Linked DNA regions of Homo sapiens: region 2 is linked to region 1. A link is a loop called in an ENCODE intact Hi-C map of the cell type or tissue named here. Cell type or tissue: HepG2. All regions are shown on one strand.

Region 1 (2,500 bases):
GCGATTCACAGCCTGCCTGAATTTCATGTCCTCATTTCCTTTAGCTGTAAAATGCTAATAAATATACCTGGTCTCCCTCCTAGGGTTACAGAGCTAATTCGAATGAAAGAGCTTTGAGAAGAGTGAGATATTACAGGAATCCTTCAAGACCTCACTATTATTACACTGTGTAAGTTACACCTGCATTCTCCTTCTGAACCATTGCTCCTATGGTCCTGCCTACTTTAAAATTGTCATCTCTCTCCCAAACCTAACCTTTTCCTATAGCCCTAGGGCTCCTTTTCTAGCCTCACTCAAAGCCCTTTTTCTGGAGTTCCTGTATTGTCACTTGGCTGATATGCCTTTTCTAACCAGACATCAAGTTTTATGAGGACTCACAGCATGCATTTGCACACGTTTAAGTCCTTTAGAGAATGTAGCACAGTGTGGAGCACTCTAAATAAATACTTATTCACTTTAAGTATTAGTTCCATAAATTGACTCCAATTTTATGAGAAGACAGTCCCCTGTTTTGTTCTTTCACCTTTCCTGCCCTCCACCCTGTTTCTTCTCTCCCCTTGGAAGAGAGCCAGAAAAAAAGCAATTTATTTTTTCTTCTTGCAACATGAAACAGCCTAGGTAGGATGTCTCTTAACACCTGCTCATCCATCAGCACCTAGCTTTTCTCTTCTGAAGAACTTGAACCTACATATAATCTTTATCTTTACTCATTACATGTTAAAAGTGGCCACTCTAGAAGGCTTCCCCCTCCCTAACAACCTGCCTCTGATTCAGCCTGCCAGCTGAACGAGCTTTCAGTGATACAAAGTAAGCTTGCCACAACATGTATTACACATATTTAATCAGAATGTACAGAGTTTTTGAGCAGAGATACAGTGTTTTCTTCATATTCATAAACTCTGTGACTAACAGTTAAGTGTCTAAGATTCATAGCAGTATCTGACATAGTTCCACACACAACCACAGTTCACTTTGATGGCAAACACCAAAACTAGGAGGCAGGAGGTTGGCTGCACTTTATCTCACATTCACTAGGTGGCAACAGATTAAGTGTGCTATATTTCAAAGCTCTCTCCAGTCATCCCAACATGGCACCAAGAACTAAAATCTAATCTTTAGTACTGTTATTTCCTTACAGTGAAGACTTTGAAATATTTAGTCAATAAAACATTCATAGTGAAAAAAACCTTAAAATCTACTAGCTGAAGATATTACCTCTGATGAGGAAAGATATAAAATGACTGTCAGAAAACTACTAACACAGCTAGGTTAATTTTTAGAGACACTAGATGCAGGTATCAGCTCTCACATATGATTTTTCTCACTGATGTTGCCTGTCATTCAGGAAAGAGGTTTAAGAAATTCCAAAATAGGTTGGGCTCAGTGGTTCATGCCTGTGGTCCTAGCACTTTGGGAGGCCGCAGCAGGCGGATCACTTGAGGCCAGGAGTTTGAGACCAACCTGGCCGATATGGTGAAACGCCATCTCTACTAAAAATAGAAAAATTAGCCAGGTGTGATGGAACATGCCTGTAGTCCCAGCTACTTGGGAAGCTGAGGCACAGGAATCATTTGAACCTGGGAGACAGAGGTTGCAGTAAGCTGAGATCGCAGCACTCCACTCCAGCCTGAGCAACAGAGCGAGACTCCATCTCAAAAAAAAAAAAAAAAAAAAAAAAAATTCCAAAATGCAAGAGATTTGAAAAATTCCCTCGTCCTACCCCCTCATTTTCTGAAGAATACTAAGGCTAACCTAGCCAGGGCCACTCTGTTAGTTGGAAGAAATGGCAAGGCAGGTGTGATGGGAAATGTGCCCTGCGACTATACTCAGTTTGTTGCACCCTCTTCCAAGACAACTTCTCTTTTAACTGGTCTTAGGCTGTATTAAATGGACCATCAAATAGTGAATCATTTTCTTAAAATGAATAACTGATTTCTTTACATAAATGACCTAAGCTGTAAGTCAAATATTTGAGACATGTGAAACATTTCACAGGAAGTAATTCTGCTTGAAAGAAAACAAAAGACAAAGCGAACCAAATAGAAATACTTCATCTTTGAAATGTTATTGAACAAAACTGTATAATCTGGGGGGACTAGCATGTTTCTTGAGATTAGCCAACTAAGCAAATATACAGTTGTAGCTATTAAACACATTCAATAGGATTGTTTTAAGAGTCTTAAGTAAAAAAAAAAAAAAAAAAAAAAGTCTTCAAAACTTCCCATGCTGTTTTTAAAAATAGGACTACATATAGAAATAACAAAGTAGGCTAAATTTTAGGTGTTAAGCTTGATGTTACCAAATGTATTTATTCAAAACAATTTATTTGATTATATAGGAAAACAAAAAATAACCTATTAGAATAACTACTTGGTTGGAAACACTAGTTGTATATGATATACAACTAATTTCTAGGAATTTGTCATAACCCAAACAGAAATCCAGATTACTACCTCTGTTAAAGTGAATATCCAATTTAAGTCAAAATTTTCTCTTGAAT
Region 2 (2,500 bases), 68 kb after region 1:
CCACCTCCTGGGTTCAAGCGATTCTCCTGCCTCAGCCTCCCAAATAACTGGAGTTACAGGCAAGCGCCACCACGCCCGGCTAATTTTTGTATTTTTAGTAGAGATGGGGTTTCACCATATTGGTCAGGCTGGTCTCAAACTCCTGACCTCATGATTCACCCGCCTCGGCCTCCCAAAGTTCTAGAATTACAGGTGTGAGCCACTGTGCCTGGCCAGGACTCTTAAATTTTTAAAATGACCGTTTTCTTTTTTTGGACACAACTACAGCAAGAAATAATACAGATCTTCAAGTTGGCAACTCATTCAATATCTCCTACAGAAGGTCAGGAACCTAGAAACTGTGTTCCTTCAGGGTGCAAACCCATGTGTTCCTTAACAGCAGAAAAAGGTCAGTGGGCAAGACCAGAACAAATTAGATATGATTTGTTTTTTAAGTTGAGGCTTAGCCAGAAGGGTTTGTATGGACCTCTTAGATTAAGGTTTGTTTCACAGTGGGGATAATGTTTGCTATGTCAATAAACAGGTACTTTTCTTTCATCATTCTCCAAATTTGGTTCTTAATGAGATCTGACATCCCCTCTTCCATTAGAAGGTATTGAAATCCAGTGGACCAGTTTCTCCAAGATGTCTCTTGAAAGTAAAACTCTGCTTAAAATCTGTTTTTTCCAGGGCTCTAATCACTACTCTGTTAAATTCCTCAAACTTGTAATGCCCCAAGGCTTGATTTTTTCCAGATAATGGCTCTATCGTTGCACATACCCTGATTCTGTCAGCATGTGTCATTGGCAAAATAGCTTTCTCTGCCAAAGCTTTCTGACCTTTGGCTCCATCTTAGCTTTGTTAGCAGGAAAGGCCTGCTACCCAGAGTCAGAGTCAATCAGAGAATTGTTCATGTGGTCCTTAGAACTTTACTCCTTACCCTTTTATCTTTTCTTTAAACTTTCGCCTCTAAATCTGCCAGGGAAATTGTGACTTATAGAAACCTTGTCAACTTGTTTGGGTCAAAAGTTAGATCCTGTTTTAGAAACTCTGCAAAGAGTGAGATTCATGGCATCATTGTTCGCCAACTTCTTTGTTCCTTTCATCCAGAAGAAAGGTCAGCTCATTACGTAAGAAACTTTTCATCAGGAAAAGCAAACAACCGATAAAAAACAGAAACTAAGTATTCTGCAAGGAAACCTGGTTTAAGGAGAATGTATTGAAACTGGATATGTCTGTTCCTTTTTACTCCTCCCTTTGGCATTTCCTTTTTTTTTCTGTAAGATAATCATAGAAATTTAGTTAATGGAGGAACTACAAAGATCACATGGCTTTATGGTTTGCCTATTATGCTGGCCAATCCCGGTGGCACGAGGGCAGCAGGGATGCAGACAGATGAAGAGGTCCCATAGCCAAGAGTGTAGGTCCTGGAGCCAGACTGCCCACATTCACTTCAAGCAATTGGTACTCCTGTATTAGAAGAAAACAAAGTCCCTTCTCATCTCCTCACCCAGTATACTCCTCTTTTTACTCAGCTTGATAGGAATCTTTCCAGTCCTCTCTGCATTTATATGTATACATCATTCGTATTCGTGACCCTAATAATGATACCCAGTCAGCTCACACCAGCAAGAAAAAGTATTTTTCAAGCCCTCTGGAAGCATTGGAAGCTCCAAGTGAGCATAAGTGAAAATACCCTAAGAGATACTTCCAGGTTCTAGATCCAGGTGTTTCATTTTCCCCTTGTTTTCCCACTACATTGTCATCTCTCCAACCTTATCTTTAGTTTTGTTTTTTTCATGGAAGACCAGAAAGCCCCTTTCCCCAAAGTGTTAAAATCTGGGGTGAAGGCAACTGACCTCATTGCATACTTTGGCAATTCAAAGTTATAAAATGTTAGCCGGGCACGGTGGTTCACGCCTGTAATCCCAACACTTTGGGAGGCCAAGGCGGGCGGATCACTTGAGGTCAGGAGTCCGACACCAGCCGGACCAACATGGTGAAACCCCATCTCTACTAAAAATACGAAAATTAATCAGGTGAGATGGCGCACACCTATAATCCCAGCTACTTGGGAGGCTGAGGCATGAGAATCGCTTGAACCCAGGAGGCAGAGGTTGCAGTGAGTGAGCAGAGATCGTGCCACTGCCCTCCAGCCTGGGTGACAGAGCAAGACTGTCTCAAAAAAAAAAAAAAAAAAAGAAGAAGAAGATATAAAATGTTGGGGCATCTTTATTTGGGGTGTTAAAGTAGATACTGTCTCTCCTTTGTGCCCACAGTGGCTGAGCTGGGGTGGGGACATTTGGAAATTTGGGAGGAGGGGAGTATTTTGGGTCATCACCATAATGGGGTCATTGCTATAGGCACTTGGTATGCAGGAGCCAATAATAATAAATGTCCCACAGTGCTTAAGGCAGTCTGTCAAACAGAGAATGTGTCGGATCCTCAATGCTTTTAGCACTCTTTGGAGAAAGCTCATAACCTACAAAGCACCCAGAGAGAGTGAGAATTGATTTGAGTG

Evidence for each region. Peaks named below come from ENCODE experiments on the same cell type or tissue, not always from the same donor. Only the 100,000 strongest peaks of a DNase experiment are listed, where the experiment ranks them.
Region 2: a loop joins it to region 1, with 10 times the contacts of the local background. A loop is called at or near these places in 18 of 110 quality-filtered maps.

Annotation. Positions count from the first base shown.
Region 1 is chr7:108,015,456-108,017,955 of GRCh38, reverse strand. It overlaps a transcript of LAMB4 not described here. Among named protein-coding and RNA genes, the nearest start is that of LAMB1, 14 kb to the right of the region's middle. In HepG2, a CTCF peak has its summit at 1,034 (motif pointing right); DNase peaks (open chromatin) are centred at 1,025 and 2,005.
Region 2 is chr7:107,947,664-107,950,163 of GRCh38, reverse strand. All of the region lies in intron 24 of LAMB1 (laminin subunit beta 1), which reads left to right. Among named protein-coding and RNA genes, the nearest start is that of LAMB1, 54 kb to the left of the region's middle. RefSeq lists an enhancer at 1,717-2,500. In HepG2, no CTCF peak of the experiment used is centred here; a DNase peak (open chromatin) is centred at 973.